2 separate regions of the Homo sapiens genome follow, and region 2 is linked to region 1. Evidence: read pairs that join two places in POLR2A ChIA-PET (ENCODE). Cell type or tissue: GM12878. All regions are shown on one strand. Each heading gives the region's core, and the rest is flanking DNA. Links, peaks and the distances in the headings are about the cores only.

Region 1 (10,732 bases), core at 1,864-9,863:
CAAAGCATTTTAAATGTATAAAAGGAAAAAGAAAATCAGCCCAATTTAATCTTGGGTCTTGGCTTTTACATAAAAATCTGGATGTAAAATTTAATTTCTCCCCAAATTTTGGACTATAATAAAATTTTGTATTTTCTAAACTTCTTTAATTTTTGTTTCCTGATGAAGAAAAAAGCCATTATAAAAAATTTCAAGTGGTCATGGATAAAATGCAATACTGACTTCTCACAAATGGTTTTCCTAAAACCCTAGGGAAATAAGGAATTAATTTCTCCTTTTCCACCCTGAACATGTACTATTTTAAAATCCCCCATGGTTGTACATGTTTTTGAGGTACAAATTACTATAGCGTCCTTTTTTCTAAAGGGTTATAGCCACTTAATGACTGACCACTACTTCATCTTTATAGAGAGGAACATCATCCTTTGAAAGCATTTTCCCCTTTAAAAGTCATTTCAGTTGCATTTAAGAAACATCCATTATTATCCTTCCAGGGAATGCTATTTTTTCACTGGACGTTAGAACAAGATTAATTATCTTTGCCTATCAAGAAGCATGGGCTTGATTAAATCAGTCAAGGACATTAAATTCCAGCTTTACTCACTCTGGTGACCATACCGATGCTGAGTTGAAGAAGAATTTGTGAACGTATCATTTGGTTAAAATTGTACGCCTGTCGCTTTAAATCTAAAAAAAAATCCTTTCAGAAGCTGTAGAGAGAAGGTGCTAGAACTGTGTACGATCATGACTGGAAAGCAGGATCCCTCAGTGACTGCCGAATCTTCCCAGCACAAGATAGAGAGGCAGTTCAGCACAAGCCTACATTGGTTCTAGGCAGAACGATGATCCTACCGAACAGATCTCAAATAAAATTAAATTGAGAAAGCAGATCTTTCAAGGGAATGAGGCGGAGGCTCGCTTTTATGTTAAAAGCCACCAGCATCCTCCTTGCTAGACATGGACATGACATTTTTAAAGGAATTATCTGGTTACAGCGTTTTAAGCAAACTGTTCTAAGGAGTCTGTACATTGCATTATTTTTTCTATTCTTTTTTTCTTTTGCATATATGTAATTCTGGAGGTAAAGAAAAAGCCTGCCAGGGATTCAGAAGGCATCCCACTAGCGATCAGCTGACATTCCTAACTGAAGGCTGCAATGTGTTGCTTATTCATTTTGTACCGTGGGAGCTGCGGGGACTAGCAGAGAGCTAAACTATGCATTTCAAACAGCAGTGCTTGTGCAGAAAGAGGGGTGAGAGAGAGGCAGCCGGCGAGGAAAGAGCACAGCTGGACTTTCTCCTTGTTTTTATCCATTTCTGCAGGATCATGTATTCATAAGGGATGAGGCGGGCCACGGCGATCCCAGGCCTGAGCCGCGGCCTACCCAGTCAGTTCAGAGCCAGGCCCTCCACTACCGGAACAGAGAGCGCTTTGCCACGATCAAATCAGCATCTTTGGTAAGCAAACACCCCTCTACCCACCTTCCCTTCCTTCCCCTCCTCCCCATCTGGCAGCCTCTCGCCCTCCCTGAGCCTGTCTCGGCTTCATGGATGGGAGGAAAGGAGTCAAGAATGTTTTCTCTCTCCTAATAATTTTATTCATTTTAGGAAAAAAATCTGTTGGCATAGCAACCTGATTTCAGATATTTTAGCATTGTGTATGGCATGGAAAAAAAAAAAAACCTTTGTGTGTGTGTGTGTGTGTGTGTGTGTGTGTGTGTGTGTGTGTCTGTGTCTGTGTGTGTTTGTATATGCTGTATGTGCAAAATATAAGGCCTTTGAGATGAAGTTGCTAGCCTGTCCAATTTTTTAAAAGCTATTTGTCTTTTCATTGAAATAAATAATGCTAAATTTTTTTAAGGTATTGATGTATATGTATGCACGGCACTGTGCTGCTTTTTGTATAGATGCATATGTGTCTATAATGTATACACACACATCAAAAGATAAAATATAATTTTAAAGAATATATGGTTGCTGGATAATGTATATAATTGTAGAAAATAAGATACTTGTTTCCCAGGGACGGATTGCTGGTTCCTTCTGGTTCATTCATTTATTTATTGCAACAATGGTAGTGGCTGCACTTCCCCATTTAACCCCTGAAGAATTTCCTGGCACCAATAAAGCAAGAAGGGCTTTGTAGGAGAGGATAGGGCTGATTGTGGAAGAAAAGAGACTGTAGGATTCTTCAGCATTTTTACTATTGCAAATGTGATTGCTGGATGCCCTTGTAGTAGCAAAAGGGGTGTGTGCTGGAAGAGTTAGTTTTCATGCCTCCTCCCCTCGGCCCCCACGCGTGCGCGTGCGCGCTCACACTCACACACACACACACACACACTCACATCGTTTCATCCTTGGCACTCTAAACTCTCTTTAATCTTTTGCTTCTGAATCTCACTTCTCAGCCAAAAAATTATTGAAATATTAGTTGTTTTGCCCAAATTAATGTTAGAGGTCACATGGGCAGGAAGAGTTAGTGTACACTGCTTGGCTATTACATTTAGAACCTATGATGACATCATCCAAGGCCGACCCAGAAATGATCATTTTTCTTGTCCTATTTTTTAAACCTGATTTCTACTTCTATTTCTCAAGTCTTTTAAAGGCTTCGATTATCTTTGAAAATTATAATGGATTATAACCTTTAAAAACCCAAATGCAAGGAAAAATGGAAGTTAAAGCACGTACATATTGCTGTGCCTGCTGCTGTCTAAAAGCAAGCAATTTAATTTAAACTGCTTATAAATAAGCCCACTTTAAAGTTCCTTTATGTAGAAGTTTCTTGTGATCTCTTTGATGAGCAATTTTTCATTTTAAAGGAATGCTACACTATGTAATGGAGATCTTAAAATGTCCACTATGTATTTGCTAATGATTGTTAGGCACCTAAAAATGTGCTTTTGAGTCTAGATAAAGCATCATAAGATTACCAAATAGTCATTGTCTTCATGCCATGATATCTGACAAAAGAAGAAATACGGTGCTTTAGAGAACTATGACTACTTACCATCGACTCTTGTGAGACTTGGACCTTTATCCAGACCCGTTCATGTTGAAATGAGTGGGGAAATGATAACAAGCTCTGAGCAACCGAGTACCATCAGTGGTTTTACATGTGAAGCAGACATTATACCAAGTGGCTTTCCCCCTCTGGGACAGGTTCTTTTTTCTCTCTTGCCACACCCTCATTCCCACATCATATATTCATGACCTCTCCTACCTCCCAGCAAGAGATTACTACAGCCATGCCAGAATAATCTCATGCTCGCATCTGTGAACTCACCCAGGGCTACTCTGTGTGTATATCAGCCATCACAGTCTTCTTCTCTGTGGATGATAAAAGCTGCTTCCCTACTATGCCACCTCAGGGCTATGGGCAGTGTCCTCAGGAACCCTCTGAATCGTACAGGCTTCCTAGTGCCCATCCAGAGAACAGCTGCAACCAGTCTCTCTAATGAAGTTTTGATTTGCTAAAAGGCCCCTGCTCCTATATTAAGTTACAAACAGAGTAGCTGATATGCTGTTGCTTTAGCCACAAAATAAGTTGTTTTTGTGGGGTGCCCTCTCTAAATGTAGTGCTTTGGGAGTCATGATTGGGATTGATGGTAGTTTACCAGAGTTCAATGGTATTTGTATCTAGTGGCTTTTAGGGAGGGGAAAAAAAATGGAAGGGAAAAGGTATGGTGTTGTATGGTTCCATGTCCCATTTTGAACAATCTAACTATGGGTATGGATTTTTTAATGTATATTACCAAGTACTACAATTCTACCCACTATATTATTTTAAAGCCTAATGCCAACAGTAGTGTATAAATGAGGACACTGGAATATCATAAAATATTTAATTTTTAAAAATATATTATGAATTCTGTTGTGTTTTATGGACCCCAGCTCAAATGAAAATGACTAAAATGACATAAAAGTAAGAGCAAGATCATGGGAAAGTGAAAGTCCAGTATAATAAAAAATCAAGTCATTGTTGAAACCTTGCCTTCTCATAGTTGGTGGCAATACTATATTTATTTATTCATTTATTTTGGTTTTACTCGTTCTTTAACATCTTCTAGTAGAGGCGCTAACAAGTCACAAAGAGGTCCAAAGGTGAACAGGGAAAAGGAATTTAGAAATTAGTTTTTCAATAACTAGATAAATAAATGATGAAATGCATATTTTAAATTTACTTGCAAACTGACAAAGATATTAGTCTTCCTAAAATTTGTTTATGAGCCTACTTCTTCAACATAAGCCTAAAAGAGGCCTGGCTTTGTGCTTTTCCCCCTTAGTATCACTTTCAACATTGTGCTTTTGAATGAGGTTACTGACAAGTATATGAAGAAGCCCATGGGCATTGGGTCTGTATTGCTACATGTCTTTATTATTTTGGCACCTTATAACTGAGATTTTTGTATTATGCACTGCTGCACAGTTGGATTTGTAACAAAGGATAAGGAAGGACTATAAACTTTGATACCAGATGAAATCCTGAGAAAACTTTAGCATTGTAACTTTTTATTACAATTGTATAATTTTTATAATTTTCTAAGGGCAGAGATTATTGCCCTTATTTTGAAGAATTAGGAAAAGGAAGGGTATTTCATGGCATCTTTATTTTAACCTTTCTTTTCCTTCTTCTGTAAGGAAGTTCATATTGGGCTCATGTGTTATCTGGAAAAAAGTTGTTTATATAGTTCTGCAGAATCACTAATCTGACTTCTTGGGCCTTTGAGATGTGCCTTCCTTGAGTTTTTATGGAGAGCCTCATATTTTAATTATATTAGTGATTCATGAGGGTGTTTTTAGCTGTTGCTACATCTGATGTCATTTCTTCTGAAAACTTTGTAGTGTCTGGGGCTCTTGGCCGTTTCTGTGATAGAGATATTAATATAAAGAGCAGTGTATCTATCAGAGTTCAGCTTTTGGTTTTGTGAAGGAATTCTCACTGCCCCTCTTCCTAATGTGTGTTCTAACACAAATTCACCTGTGACTGCATTACAGAGGCGAATTTATGTTAGAACACATGTCAGGGAGAAGGGTGTGATAGGGGAATTCCCAAGGAGGCATGTAGGAGAAAAGTATTATTGTTCTATTCATGCAAATATAGAGTCTTTTACTTCGCTTTGCCAGATTCGATAGAAAAGCTCATAGAGAGTCTTCATTTGGAGTTTTTAAAATGCACCCTAATAATTCAGCTAATTGTGAAATTGGATACGTGAATGAATTTGATACCTAAAAATAAAAATATGAGAGCCTCAGCAGTAAATGCTACTGTTTCATCCTGTTTCTAAATGCTTGAAAATGTGTTCTCTTCCTGGACAGTATACCAGAGGATGCTTATCAAAATATTGCATATCTCTTTACTTATTCTTGGCTTCTTAACTCACTAAGGTCATTGCTGATACCATTTCTCACTTATGCTGTCCAATCTACATGCCCAACCCATATGGTCAAAGTCTGTCAATAAATGTGTATTGAATAAATGAATGAACGAATGAATGAGGTCACCTCCAGCCTTGCTATCACATGAGAATTTGGATTTATAAGTTTGCATTTCAGAATTCCTCATGTAACATATTCTTTTATAAATGCAGAATTGCCTGTTATCAGTCATTACTTTTAGCAAAAATTTAAAAAACAGTTTTTCCTTAGGTATTCTAAAGAATAGAATGTTAAGTTTCTAATGCCAAAATGTGACTCACTGTATTCTTTTTAAGAACTTGCTATAAATTTCATTTGTTCTAAGTGCTGAGGTGGCCACTTTTATCATATGCATCATTTTGATTCCTACATATTATTAATCTTGTAAGTTGGCTTTGATCTCTTAAGAGGGTAACATCATCAGCCACCATGCTCTTGTTTTATGTTCAGGAAGTTGCTTATTACCCTTCTAGTGCAGTGTTTTGTACACAGTAGGGACACTCTGCACTTCAGATGAAGTGGTTTGTTTTAGGGCCGAATTTTGCTGGAATTAAATAAAGTAGCATTGAACAGCTATAGGAACCTTTAGAAAAAAAGTTTTGGTCTTCCTTTTCATGGCACATTATTTATTATTTGTTTATTTTTCATATTCTAGATACATGAAATAAGTAATAATTCAGATTCAGAAATTATACATAATTTTATAATCCACAACCTGGATACAGCTAGTTTTTTTTTTTTTCCTTAAATGTGCCCCTTCTTCTGGATCCACTTGTGCTCTGTGTCTCCATCACCAGAAATACTAAGTGGAGGGCCAAGGGACATGCTTCGCAGAGCCTGGCATCAGAAGGAAGGAAACCAGCATGTGTTGAGCATTTCCTAGGAGTCAGACACCCTGCTAGGCACTTTCACATGAGAAAGTCCTCTGACCCTGAGGAAGACAGTGGTAGTTCCTCTCTCTTTACACATTAAGAAACTGAGAGACTTTAAGAGGTTAAGTAATTTGCCCAAGGTCAATTATATAGTAAGAGATAGATGAGGTTTTTCTCCACACAATCCACTGGGTAGAGCAAGGTGGTACTGCCCACTTTTAGTTGATCACATTTTTGAGACTGCCATTGTAAAAACTACAGTTACTACATCTTTATAACTTTCTCCCATTTCAGACTTACTCAATTTGTAATTTAGACTTACCACCCTCTCTAGCTTTGACTTTTTTGGGTGTTGATTCCCTCTATTACTTTATAACAGAAAATAGTCACTCTTTTTCTGCCTTGGTGATATGAATTTCCTCAGGCAATTCAAGAACCATAGGAATCCAAGGCCTTCTAAAAATTAAAGAGGTAAATTATATGTGAAAGCACTTTTTAAACCATATGCATGAAAAAGTTATCAGCTATTATTTTTTATTTTATTGACCAAAAGGTGTATTCTTAAAACTCATAGTGTACACTTAAGACACACAGGCACATATAACTGTAAATATCATATTTTTTGTATATTTCATGTTAGACTTTTCAATTGAAATATCTGGTTATACTTTTATTTAAATTCATCTATCCAGCTTGAGCATGGAATTATAAAGCTTAGTATCTCTATATATATACCCAAAAAGACAATTTGAAACTTGGAAAGTTTAGTTGTGACAAATGAAAGGTGATATTAGGAGTTTAAGAAGGTAATTATCCACATTATGGGAAGCATTCAAAAGCAAAATGTCTCTCCTGGAATTCAGTGGTGTACAATGATAGCAGATTGAGCTCTGTAAATTTTCTTTGCCACATCCTTGTACCAGATCACCTTGTATGTGATCTGGTACAAGTAGAAAGCCACCCTCTTTACAGACACCCACCCACCAACTGAAATAGAAAATTTTCTTGACACAACTCATTTCCCTTTTATCTTTAGGCATCCTGGTTTAGGGAAATGACCATCCTGAGAATATTTTATTGGCTGTAAGCCAATGCTTATGCCAAGTTTTAAATGTGTCATGATAGCTTAGAGTGTGCCATGCCTCAGCTTTGGGAATCTGATTAAAGAAGGAATGCTAAAATAAGAAAAAGTTTCTAGCTAAAACATATCTAAAATTCATTACCCTAACCCTGATACTTTACTGCCATATTTTTCTGAAAAATAGTTGAATTCAGAAAGGACTAAATGGTATCCTTTCCATTGATTAGAATTGTTTCTTCCTTAAAGTTGTACTTCAGAAACATATAAGCGTGAAGAAGTAAAATTGATACATATATTTCAAACTACTTCTTTTCCTCCTTTCATCTTGAATTATGTCCATTAAAAAAACACATTTTCTGATAATAAAATAGATCATTTATTTTCTTTAGAGGGTTAGGTGCCTTTTGGGTGATGCTATCCTTTTTTGGTCTTAAAATATCCTCTGCTCTTATTCTTAATACTTGAAAGAGTATTATCCTTCAGAAAAGAGAAATGAATATGAAACCCAGTGTTAGTTTCAACTGGAAAGGTTTCAAAGTTTGGCTAATGTTTAATGGTGTACTTTGATAATACTATCTAGTTACAGAACAGCACTCTCTTGTTAGTAAGGACTCAATTTAGTATGCAGGGCCACCTTCTAAAAAGAGCAGAGAAACAAACTCTTCTTTGTATAAAATGTATTTTAACCCATAAACTGAAAATAGTACAGAAAATTAATAGCAGCTTGAAAATTTCCTGTAAAGCTTGGTTGGGTGTTAGGCTGGGGAGATGGGCCTTACAGTAGATAGGAGTGACCAAATCACTTAGTGAAGAACAAGACTAAAGTTACAATCCTGGAATTAAGATTTTTTTTCTAAAATAGGAAAAATAGGGAGGAAGTGATCAGGAAAATAAAGAGAGAAGATAAATTGAAGGAAGGACTGGAAAAATCACAAAAGATTTAATAGAAATGAGCAAGAGGTGCTGAAATGTACATTTACAAGCTTTAATTTGTTGGATGTTCACTTGAAAATGAGTTAAGGAAAAGTTACTAAGAAAAGTAGCCTTCCAAAAATCATAGCAATGCTTTGTCCTCTTTAGGAGAGTGAGTGAATGTATTATAATTTGGTAACATTTCTTTTGTAGAGAAGGGGATGGGGGAGACATGATTTAAGAGATCTCTTGATCTCATACTCACCTCTTCATATTAGGAATAGGAAATAAATCATGTTCAGACTAATTTAAAAGGTCTATGACTGTTAGAGACATGATCCTTAAAAAAAAAAAAAAATATATATATATATATATATATATACACACACACACACACACACATATACAAAACAAACCAGTGTAGTAGTTCTCAACTAGAGGAATTTTGTTCCCAAGGGAACATTTGGCAATATCTGGAGATACTTTTCATTGTCATGTGGTGGGAGGTGCTACTGCCATCTAGTGGGTAGAGGCCAGGGATGCTGCTAAACATCCTGCAATGCACAGGACGGCCCCCACAACAGATAATTATCGGGCTCGTTGTCAGTAGTGTTGGTGAGAAATCTTGGTGCAGTAGAAATAACATGGCTCTGGAGTTATACAGAGATGGGCCTGATTCCCAATCCAGTCCTTATTAGCTGTGTTAATGTGAACATGTAATATATGTGATGGTATATCAAAAATATGTAAACATATTTTGACTGAATAAATAATTTCTTTTTGTTGTTGTTGTTTTTTTTTGAGACAGAGTCTCTGTCACCCAGGCTGGAGTGCAGTGGAGTGATCTTAGCTCACTGCAGCCTCCGCCTCTCGGGTTCCAGCAATTCTCCTGCCTCAACCTCCCAAGTAACTAGGATTACAGGTGCCCACCACCATGCCTGGCTAATTTTTGTATTTTTAGTAGAGACGGGGTTTTACCATGTTGGCCAGGCTGGTCTCCAACTCCTGACCTCAAGTGGTCTGCCTGCCTCAGCCTCCCAAAGTACTGGGATTACAGGCGTAAGCCATCGTGCCCGGCCTGAATAAAGAGTTTCTTTCAAGAATCAATTTCTTCAACTATAAAACTAAGATGTTATCACCTACCTCATGAATGAAATGAATGAGTGAATGAGATGGTTTTGAGGACTAGGGATAAAATACATAAAGAGTATCTATCTAGCACAGTGCCCCCTACGGGTGAGCATTCACTAAACAGTAGGTAAATTGATGGTGAAGGTGATGGATAAAATTATGCCACAGGGCCGTTCTACTTTGCATGAAAGCTTGTCTCCCATGAACCTGGTTACCTGAGTTCTGTTTCCTAACCCAATTCAGGTTACACGACAGATCCATGAGCATGAGCAGGAGAACGAGTTGCGGGAACAGATGTCAGGTTATAAGCGGATGCGGCGCCAGCACCAGAAGCAGCTGATCGCCCTGGAGAACAAGCTGAAGGCTGAGATGGACGAGCACCGCCTCAAGCTACAGAAGGAGGTGGAGACGCATGCCAACAACTCGTCCATCGAGCTGGAGAAGCTGGCCAAGAAGCAAGTGGCTATCATAGAAAAGGAGGTCAGTATGTGCACACACGCCTTCATGCCACAACCAAGCCCAGCCTGTTGGGGTCAGTGGCAGGATGTTAGCAAGAGGCAGGAGTGGGGGATGGAGGAAAATTGTTGTTTCCGGGGTGGCAAAATTGGGTTTCTAGATTTTATAGGGCTATGTAAAATTGTCGTTCAGAGCTAAAATAGCAACTGAAAATATATGTTACATTCTTGTCCATTCAAATATATTCTGAGGCCAGGCGTGGTGGCTCACGCCTGTAATCCCAGCACTTTGGGAGGCCGAGGCAGGCAGATCACCTGAGGTCAGGAGTTCGAGACCAGCCTGGCCAACATGGTGAAACTCCATCTCTTCTAAAAATACAAAAATTAGCCGGGCATGGTGGCACATGCCTGTAATCCCAGCTACTCAGGAGGCTGAGGCAGGAGAATTGCTTGAACCTGGAAGGCAGAGGTTGCAGTGAGCCAAGATCATGCCATTACACTCCAGCCTGGGCAACAGAGGAAGTCTCTTCTCAAAAAAAAAAAAAAATTATACTTATGTATATTCTGAGTATCAGTCCCTTGATGGTGGCCTGGGTACAAGTAAAGGGAAACAAGATGCTTCCATCTTCTGAGAACGTGCACAACAAAAGTCTGTTACTGTATCTGCCATACCCACAGTCCTCTTCAAAAGAAAACTGCTTTACAAATAGTCTCTTATAGTAGTGATAATCCCTGCCTACAGCTGATGAGCCCCTGAGCAAAAGGAGCAAATAATGAGTCCGGCAATTATTTGGATTTTCTAGGGAACATCTCTCGTCCCCATCCACGTTCTAAACTAATTTTAAAAGCAGACAAGGCCAGATG
Region 2 (10,732 bases), core at 1,520-9,519, 170 kb before region 1:
ATGCGTCACCATGCCCAGCTAATTTTGTATTTTTAGTAGAGACAAGGTTTCTCCATGTTGGTCAGGCTGGTCTCAAACTCCCAAACTCAGGTGATCCGCCCACCTCAGCCTCCCAAACTGTTGGGATTACAGGCATGAGCCACCGCGCCTGGCCTGTAAACCTGTTTTTAGGCTCCTATCAGCCTGTTTGTGTGTGTCTGTGTGTCTGTCTGTCTGTCTCTCTCTCTCTCTCTCTCTCACACACACACACACACACACACACACACTGCCTTGACCAGACTGGTCTTCTTAACTAGCCAAGCGCTTAGTGATGTGCCCCATTCAGGATTTTGTTCCATTTCTTTTACGTAGTATGCCTTCTGTTCCTCATTTTCCATAACTACCTCTAATGCCATCTTTCATGAGTCCTTCTCTGATTATCCTCCTTGCTACTCTCTGCTTTGAATTCCCTAAGTACTTGATTTGTACTTTTTCTTATTACATAATACTCTCTAATATTACATTGTAGGATTTGTACTTATCTTATCCTTCTTAGATATCCATATTCTTAATTTTAAAAGGACAGTGTCTTATACATCTAACCTAGTGTCTTGCAACTAGTATCTTAATTGTCAAATTGTATGGAAATTTAAATACTTTAGGTTCAAAATAATATTTAAATATAATTATACATACAATTCTGTGTGCAATTGTAAGATATAATTATTGCTGCTGGTGAAGATAATGTGCATTCCTAAGAGAAGAATTCACTTGTGACCCTGACAGTTGGTAAATCTGATACCAGTGGTAGCAAGTATATGGATACTTGTATGTTCGTTTTTAACATTGATAATATTCTCTAAAGTGGCCTTTGACTCAGTGTTTCATATTTGTTATTTTATTTCCTTAAGTGGTATTTTTATCAGATTGGTATTTGAAAGTTTGTTTTCCTGTCTCTTTCTTTCTTTTCTTTTTTTTTTTTTTTTTTTTTTTTTTGATACGGAGTCTTTCTCTGTTGCCCAGGCTGGAGTGCAGTGGTGCAATCCTGGCTCACTGCCACCTCCGCCTCCCAGGTTCAAGCAATTCTCCTGCCTCAGCCTCCCAAGTAGCTGGGATTACAGGCGCATGCCACTACACCCAGCTAGTGTTTTGTGTTTTTAGTAGAGACGGGGTTTTGCCATGTTGGGCAGGCTGGTCTCGAACTCCTGACCTCAGGCGATCCATCTACCTTGGCCTTCCAAAGTTCTGGGATTACAGATGTGAGCCGCTGCACACCTGGCCTGTTTTCCTTTCTCTAGCTATTAGCAACAATTGAAATAAGATTGTCATTTTCAACAGAAGGTGGATGTTCACTTGAGTCAGAGGTAGAGCCTGGGAGAGGGAGGCTTAGCACTCTGGTCTTCCAAAGCAATTTTTCTTACTGTGTGATCTAGGCAATTTGCGACTGTGAACAAATAAACTTATTGTTCCATCTTTCCTACCGTATCCTTCTCCATAGCACTTACCACCTCACATGCCGAATTTTTTGCTTGTTTGTCTTATATTCCTACGTGCAAACTTGTCCAACCCATAGCCCGCAGGCTGCATGCACCCCAGGATGGCTTTGAATGGGGCACAACACAAATTTGTAAACTTTCTTAAAACATTGTGAGATTTATGTGAGATTTATGCATGGACCTTTTTTTTTTTTTTTTTTTAGCCCATCAGCTATTGTTAGTGTTGGTGTATTTTATGTGTGGCCCAAGACAATTCTTCGTCTTTCATTATGGCCCAGGGAAGCCAAAAGATTGGACACCCCTAAATTTTAGGGTCTATGAAAGCAAAGATTTTTGTTTTATTAATTGCTGTATCTCCAACTCATAGAACAGTGCCTAGCAGTTAGTAGTTGCACAATAAATATTTCTTGACTGACTAAATAGAGAAATTTGACTTTGAGAGTTCCTCCGATTTGTTGGCTAAAAAGGTTTCGTTATTTTAAAAATAAGGAAGTCTCCAGACTGCTTTCCACAGTGGCTGGACTAATTTACATTCGCACCATCAGTGTATAAGCAGTCCCCTTTCTCTGAAGCCTCACCAGCATGTTTTTTTATTATTATTATTTTTATTAATAGTTTGACTATGCTCACTACCTGGGTGATGGGATCCATACCCCAAACCTCAACATCGTGCAATATTCCCATGTAACAAACCTGTGCATGTACCCCCGTATCTAAAATAAAAGTTGAAATTTTAAAAATAATAAGGAAATAAAATCCTAGCCAGGTGTAGTGGCTCACACCTGTAATCCCACCACTTTGGGAGGCTGAGGCAGGTGGATCACTTGAGGTCAGGAGTTCAAGACCAGCCTGGCCAACATGGTGAAACCCCCGTCTCTACTAAAAATACAAAAATTAGCTGGATGTGGTGGTGCATGCCTGTAATCCCAGCTACTCTGGAGGCTGAGGCATGAGAATCGCTTGAACCCAGGAGGCGGAGGTTGCAGTGATCCAAGATCGTGCCACTGCACTCCAGCCTGGGTGACAGAGTCAGACTCCATCTCAAAAAAAAAAAAAGAAAAAAAAATCCTAAGGAAGTAAATGATAGTTTGGAAGAGTAGTATTCATCTGCAAATTCTACTCTCGGGGTTTTACATTTTTCTTGGAGCAGCCTTGAATTTACTATATTTTTATTTCATTGAATACAAATGAAAGCCATTCCTACTACCACACCATACATCCACGATGGCTGTATCTCATTGTGGCTAAAACCTAAGAAAACTCTGTTCACTGTAACGAAGTCTAGTGGAAGCTTGATGACATGGCTTTTAGGCATTAAAGTCTAATAAGACCAAAATAATAATAAAATTCAGTACGGGGGCATTATCCCTTGAGAAAAAATTTCACTTGTTTTGCTTCGATGCTGATATTGACCCTGAAAATTGGTCAAATCAAGCTTCTGATGTTAATTTAGGGTTGTTATCAGTTTTCTGCATATACAAGTAATTGGGTTTGAAATGTGTTTTAAGCCTGAATTAAAATAACTTAGTCACTGATGACTCATAGTGAGAAGTTTTTCCTTTTCCCTGCTGGAACATATGCCTTTACCTCCAACATGGCCTTTTAAAAACAATTAAAACATAAAGAACACTACTTTTGTGTGACAGTTTCTGGAAAAGTTCTGTTTAGGTTTAAATTGGTGACCACTTATTACAATGCTTCTTAGTAACTACACTAACTACAAATGAGTTTCCAAATTTCCATACAAATTTCTTAATCTCTGCCTTTATGGAAGTTTCCTCATTATATATGAAATGCTCAAAAGTCCACTAAATATTATATGAATGACCACAGGGACTTTATTTTGTTCATTATTGTATTCCTAGTGCCTAGAATAGTGCCCTGCACATAGAAGCCAATTAGTAAGCATTTGTTGAATGAAATCACATACTTTTTTTTTTTTTTTTTTTTTGAGACGGAGTCTCGCTGTGTCGCCCGGGCTGGAGTCCAGTGGCGCGATCTTGGCTCACTGCAAGCTCCGCCTTCCTGGTTCACGCCATTCTCCTGCCTCAGCCTCCCGAGTAGCTGGAACTACAGGTGCCCACCACCATGCCCGGCTAATTTTTTTGTATTTTTAGTAGAGATGAGGTTTCACCATGTTAGCCAGGATGGTGTCGATCTCCTGACCTCGTGATCCGCCTGCCTCAGCCTCCCAAAGTGCTGGAATTACAGGCGTGAGCCACCGTGCCCGGCCATACTTTTTTTTTTTTTTCTTTTGAGACAGTCTCACTCTGTCGCCCAGGCTGGAGTGCAGTGGTACAATCTTGGCTCACTGCAGCCTCCGCCTCCTGGGTTCAAGTGATTCTCCTGCCTCAGCCTCCCGAGTACCTGAGATTACGGCCTCCTGCCACCACGCCCAGCCATTTTTGTATTTTTAGTAGAGACTGGGTTTCACCATGTTGGCCAGGCCGGTGTTGAACTCCTAACCTCAGGTGATCCGCCTGCCTCGGCCTCCCAAAGTGCTGGGATTACAGGTGTGAGCCACCACGCCTGACCACATACATTCTTAATAATCGCGCATCTTAGAAAAATAATGAAAGTATTGAAATAAATTTTCTCCAGCTTTTTTGAATTAGGTAATCATCAATTCACAATCATCCTAGTTTGGGTGTCTCTCGGTATTAGCCCAAGGTAGTTCTGTTCGAATAGTTCCTAGCATTGCTTGTGCCAATCTTAAATCTCCTTTAGTGGATCTCTTACAAAAGGAAGGGTGAATTGCCACCACCCATAGGCACTTGCACCTGTGGGAACCAATGGGCGTTGTAACAGGAAATACTTCAGCTTGCAATACTGATAGTAATGTGTGGCACCCAGATCACGCTGTTTTTATCTGCAGTTCCTTTTTAGTATTGTACAAAGTTTCTTGAAGATTTTTAAATACATAAGTTTAAAAGAGAATTAACTTTCAATTTGCAAATTAAAATGAGAATGGTTGCCTTTTCTTCATTATCAAGAGATGGTGAGTTGTCCTCCTGTAAGTAAATTGGTTCTTTTCTTTCTAATATTGTGTTCCTTGAAACCTTACTCTAGTATGCAGGGAGAGTGGAGGGTGCCTAAGTGTAAAATAATTAAAACTTAAGCTGATATAATTATCAATAATAGTAACCAGTTCTGATATCTACTTGATACCATAACGGTGAGCATTGATAGACTTTCATAGATTTTTACATAAGATTAGCTTGAGCAAGTTTTCCTCTTTTGTAGGTACTGGGGGGAAAATTCTGGAAAAATTTTTAGAGAGTTCTTTCTAAAATGTCGAAATGCAAAGCTGTATAAATTGCTGTTGACGTTAGCTGTCTGACCAGGAAGTACTCTCTTTAAGCCTCACTTAAAAAACTAAGTGTCTGTAATAACTTCCTTTCTCGGGATGAAGGTGCTGATAGCCTGGGGTGTTCTTATAACTTAAGTTCAGTTTTTTCTTTCCTGTGAGGAAGAGGCAGTTTTTTAAATGAAGCCATCTCTGGGGAAATCGTATTGATTGTTGTAGCTAAATACGGAATTTTTAAAGTCTTTAGTATGTTGAACTGGAAATATAGGACATGCGTTTGAGATCTACTGTGAGTAAGTGTCATTGGTATTTTATTTTACATTTAATGTTGATTATAAATATGGTTTGTGTCTAAACACTGTTAAAAAAAATGAGTAAACTCTGTTGAATTTCATGTGAAATATTTATGGCCTTAGCTCAAAGTCCAGCTGAGAGTAATCAACCTCAAAAGTCATTGGATTCATGTGCTCTATTTAATTTAATTTGTAGTTTGATATTCCACAAATAAAAGTGGCAATTTTTCAAAAAAATTTAATTTTTTTCTTTCTCCTGAATAACTAAGGTAAATGCTGAGCATGAAATACAATACCAATATTTTGTCGGAAGAGTCTTTTAAATAAAAAACTTGAAATATACTGAAGGTCATCTTAAATGGATACAGTTTATGCTAATGGATGATATTATTACTTTAAAACAATATTTTACAATCAAGCTACTCCAAGTGGCACACTATTCATCCTAGAGATCTTTAAAAGTAACAAGCCTGCCTCCTATTTTTCTTCATTCACAGAAAGGGAAAATAGTATAGAAAGCAGAGCTGTTTCTTGAATGTAATACCAAATTTAGAGACAGAAAAGTCAGAGGGTTTGGTCACATTTATTTTGTTTTGTAACTTTTTAAATCAATTTAATACATAGAGTTAGCTACTTATGAAAGTATAAAAATAAAACATGTTGGCCATTCGGTTATTAACAATTTATGTGACTACTATAGTCCATAAAATGAATTTAGTTTAAGTAGGAAAACAGATACTTTTTTTTTGACATGTCATCATTTGTATGTTAAAAAGTTAATGCAAAATATGTTATAAATCAGGAAAGCTACCTTAATAATTTCTTTACCAACTTCACTAGTCTCTTGGAATGAGGTTTAAATAAAATGCATAGGCTAACATGTGACTGTCATATCCAAACTCATAATACTGTGCAGGTTAAATGTGTAAATTAAGTCTTATAATTATGCATAGGATGTTTTCATTTAAGAAGCATTGCAGTGGATATTACTAATGGGGGCGCTATTCTTTCTAATGTATGAAAAAGGAAATTTTAAGTGTCAAATAATCTTTAAAATGTGATGTCATATAGCACGTTCTTTTTCCTTAAGATTTATGCATGTTTAAAACTTAAAAGTACAAATTATGTTAATTTCAGCTTTCATTGAGAGGCCTTTTATGATTGTCTGAATGTTATATTAGCAGTCCAGAAATATCCCAGTCATAGCTTGGATGGGGGTGAAGCAGAGGAAGTGGGTGGTGCTTCGTGATGACAGATTATTGCAGATTATATGGCTGCCTGCCAAAATGACACTCGTTGAAGGGAAAAGTAGAAGTTACAAACTCCATCCTATTAATTTGTACATGTTTATTTAACCACTTATAACTGTTTGCTTGTTTTATACATAGATGACAAGTTTTAAACTCCTGAATTACTTAAAACGTGCTTAACCTTCTCTAGTTTATTGTGGCTATATTCCTTATCTCTGATCTGCAAAGATCACACTGACCCTTTTGTGGAAAGCCACGTGTTAGCAGAAAAAAGATGGGGGAAGGATGACAGAATTTAAAACTACAGCTGCTTTGTTTTCCAGTTAAAAATAGTTCTGAGTTAAAAACGTAAGGATGTCCCATCACATGTGGACAATTTATATAAAATATAGCATACTAATACAAATAATCATGTCTTATGAAAAAGTTTATAGTTCTAGATTGTTCTGGTTTAGCTTGAAATTGAGATTCTTACTGTTGCAACATAAAAGGAAGCTTTGTGAAGGAAATATGACATCTCTGCCCAGATGCATAAGGAGGGAATTACAGTGGGGAGTTATTTTTAGAAGTATCTTATGAATACATTTCATGTACTGAGAACATTTTTTAAAGGTTAGTTTCACTGGTAGGAGTTATGCAAGTTGCTCGGGTCACTGGATATTCTATTAAGAAATCATTTTTATGTTACCAACCAACCTAGTTAGTCTTAAACTGGCTGATCTAAGTAGTAGCTTGCTTGTTTATTTAGAGACAGAGTCTCACCCTGTCACCCAGGTTGGTGTGCAGTGGCACAGTCATAGCTCACTGCTGCCTTGAACTCCTGAGCTCAAGTGATCCTCCTGCCTCAGCCTCCCCAGTAGCCGAGACTACAGGCATGTGCCACCATGCCTGGCTAATTTTTTAAAGTTTCTTTTTTTTTGTAAAGAGGGAGTCTTGCTGTGTTGCCTAGGTTGGTCTCAAAATCCTGGCCTCAAGAGATCCTCCTGCCTCTGCCTCCCAAAACTCTGGGATTACAGGTGTGAGCCACTGCACGTGGCCATATCATTTTTTTTTAATGTGACCAAATTGAGGCCGGGCATTGTTGCTGACGCCTGTAATCCCAGCACTTTGGGAGGCCGAAGTTGGAATATCACTTGAGGCCAGGAATTTGAGACCACCCTGGCCAACATGGTGAAGCCCCGTCTCTACTGAAAATACAAAAATTAGCTGGGCGTGGTGGTGTAAGTCTGTAATCCCAGTTACTCGGAAGGCTGAGACATGAGAATCACTTGAACCTGGGAGGCGGAGGTTGCGGTGAGCTGAGATTGTGCCACTGCACTCCAACCTGAGCGACAGAGCCGGACTCCATCTCAAAAAAAAAAAAAAAAAAAAAAGAAAGTGACCAAATTGAGAAGATATTGAGATCCTGTCAATACCATCAAATAGTAATGCAAGTTATCCTACTAAAAGAGGGGAGGGGACAGTTACATTCCCAGTGCATAGTAGTGTCCCATTCTCCTTCAGGAATGGAATGCCATGTTTTCAGTTCAAGGAAAGGTTGGAAGTGAGTCAAGGAAGCTATCATTTGTATCACACAATTCTTAGAATTGATGCCCTTCCCTAATTCTTTTACATGATCAGCAGCATATCCAGGTTTCTGGTATTTCTTACTTTCAGTTTCTGTCACATAGGTTTGGGATTGGCAGGATAGTTTAATGTTTAATAAGAGTGTGGCAGATAAACATGTCTGCCACCTACTAGCTTTGTGACTTTGCACAAATCCCTTAACCTCCCCGAAACCTCAGTTTCTTCTTCTGTAAAATTGATATAATTATAATACCTACTTCACAGGATTGTTGTGAGGATTAAATGAAATAATGTATGAAAAGCATAATTTTGGCCACACACTGTAAAGGAAGAGCTCAGTGTGCAAGAATAGTTATGCTTATTTTTGCCATTTTTGGATATTTCAGTTCTCATTCATAGCTTCACCAGAAAGTGATCATGGAAAGAGATACAACAACACATGGCATTATGTATAGATAATAAAATCAGCGTTATAATAATAGAAGTATTTAGAAAGTACCAGGGAACACAGGGATGAAATCCACCGATCTTATTTATGCCCTTCCTCTTACCACATTGTGTACTACCCATTCCAAGGGGATAGGAAGAAGGAGACAGGGATCGACTGTAGATTTAATAATTATTCATCAAAATGATTATATAATCTGACAAATTTCACTTTAGTAACATTTTTCATTTTGTTTCAATTGAGATCATTTCCTCCCAATTTGATGGAACAGCCCGGGAAACAACATGGTGAAGTGTTGATTTCTTAAAATGTTATTTTCTCAGCAGAGTGTGTTTGTTTTCTTCTGAGTACACCACTCAGATAAAGTTAGGACTGTGTCTTAAGATTTTAGATCAGCTAAAAAAATTTTTTTTGTTTTGGTGACAATAGAACATAGATATTTACATGTATATTTGAATACAATAGTCCCCTCTTATCCTGTCTTGCTTTCTGTGGTTTTAATTACTCATGGTGAACTGTGGTCTAAAAATACTAAAGTGGAAAATTGCAGAAATAAACCATTCATGAGTTTTATTTTATTTATTTATTTTGGGACAGAGTCTCACTTTGCCACCTAGTCTGGAGTGCAGTGGTGCGATCATAGCTCACCACAGCCTCAGCCTCAAACTCCTAGACTCAAGGGACCCTCCTGCCTTGGCCTCCCAGATAGCTAATTAAAAAAAAAAATTGCAGAGACAGGATGTATTAGTCTGTTTTCACGCTGCTAATAAAGACATCTGAGGCTGGGTAATTTATACAGGAAAGAGGTTTAATGGACTCACAGTTCCACATGGCTTGGGAGGCCTCACAATCATGGCAGAAGGCAAGGAGGAGCAAGTCATGTCTTACATGGATGGCAGCAGGCAAAAAAGAGAGCTTGTGCAGAGAAACTCCCCCTGATAAAACCATCAGATCTCATGAGACTGTATCACAAGAACAGCACGGGAAAGACCCACCCCATGATTCACTCACCTCCCACCGAGTTCCTCCCACAATGCTTGGGAATTGTGGGAGCTACAATTCAAGATGAGATTTGGGTGGGGACATAGCCAAATCCGGTCTGGCCTCAAGTGATCCTCTGGCCTTGGCCTCCCAAAGTGCTGGGATTACAGGCATGAGCCACTGTGCCTGGCCCCATTCATGAGTTTTAAATTGCTTACCCTTTTGAGTAGTGTGATGAAATCTCCTGCTGACCTACTCCTTCTAGCCAGGGAAATGAATTATCCCTTTATCCAGCCTATCCACACTGTAGATGCTACGTGCCTATTCGTCACTTAGTAGCTGGTTGTCTTGGTTATCAGATTGACTGTTGTGGTACCTCAGTGCTTGTGTTCAACTAACCTTGATTTTACTTAATAACATCCCCAAAGTGCAAGAGTATTGTGGCTAATTTATAAATTAAGCTTCATTGTAGTTATGTATATATAGGAAAGGAAATAGTATATATAGAGTTCCATACTATCTATGGTTTCATAAATCCACTGGATGTTCTAGAACATATTCCCCACACATAAGGACAACTACTGCATAAAGAATGTTTTCCGTTCTCACAATCTGAGACTCTAGGGTTCATATCTTGTATTGGGTCAGTTAACTTTGTTGACGTATTGAAAATATTAAAACTAATTCTTACATAAGCAGATTTTCATAGGGATGTGTTAGCAAAACAGATGTGAAATTTAGGGGACACCCGCAGTCAATTCACTAAACCAAACAAGGAAACTCCTTATAGGATACTTGAAAAAAAAAATGTTTAGCCGTTGTGAATATACTTTTAGTGTTTAAAATTTCAGGGTGTTAATCTGTAATGTAACCCCTTTGTCTCCTAGCCAGCTCCTGGCTTATTCCATGTTTTTCCTTGTTTCTGAGAATTCCTAACATAATAGTCTCAAGGCTCATTACATCGCTGGTAAAATGCACTGCACCTCGTGCACCTTTCCCATTCAGACCCTTGTTGCCTCGTTCCTGGACTACCACAGGGGCCTGCCTTCATTTCAGTCTCTTTTTCCCAACTCATCATGATGAATCTTCTTTAAATGCTACTTCTAGCATGTCACTCCCTTTTCAGAGAGCTTCAGTGGTTCCCTGTTTTCCACTATGTTAAATCTAACTTCTTCTGCTTGACTTTCGACACCCTTTCTGATTTGCCTGTACACTATTTATCCAGCTTCATTTCCTATGATCTTGGGCCTATTCTTTCTGTTCTATTGAAGTCGGTCTCTCAAACACACCAAACTCATTCAAGTCTCTGCCTTTTACTTCACCCAAAAAGCCCTTGCTTGGAGCTTCTCGCTGCCTACGCAGATTTTACCATTCCTTCAAGATCCTGTGTGAAGTGTACTACCTGTTAGATG

Evidence for each region. ChIA-PET counts read pairs that join two places held together with the same protein. Peaks named below come from ENCODE experiments on the same cell type or tissue, not always from the same donor. Only the 100,000 strongest peaks of a DNase experiment are listed, where the experiment ranks them.
Region 2: POLR2A ChIA-PET joins it to region 1 with 10 read pairs; 5 of 35 experiments call an interaction of 5 or more read pairs at or near these places.

What each region holds. Positions count from the first base shown.
Region 1 is chr12:118,180,532-118,191,263 of GRCh38, reverse strand. It overlaps TAOK3 (TAO kinase 3), which reads left to right. Exons shown (of 21, transcript NM_016281.4): 14 at 1,323-1,457; 15 at 9,657-9,893. Among named protein-coding and RNA genes, the nearest start is that of PEBP1, 50 kb to the right of the region's middle. RefSeq lists a silencer at 606-900. In GM12878, for the core only: CTCF peaks have their summits at 8,808 (motif pointing left) and 9,517 (motif pointing left); a DNase peak (open chromatin) is centred at 8,788; H3K4me3 peaks cover 506 bases; H3K27ac peaks cover 1,881 bases.
Region 2 is chr12:118,353,262-118,363,993 of GRCh38, reverse strand. The region is part of intron 1 of TAOK3 (TAO kinase 3); the gene reads left to right. Among named protein-coding and RNA genes, the nearest start is that of TAOK3, 14 kb to the left of the region's middle. In GM12878, for the core only: a CTCF peak has its summit at 6,079; DNase peaks (open chromatin) are centred at 4,926 and 6,413; H3K4me3 peaks cover 4,076 bases; H3K27ac peaks cover 3,357 bases.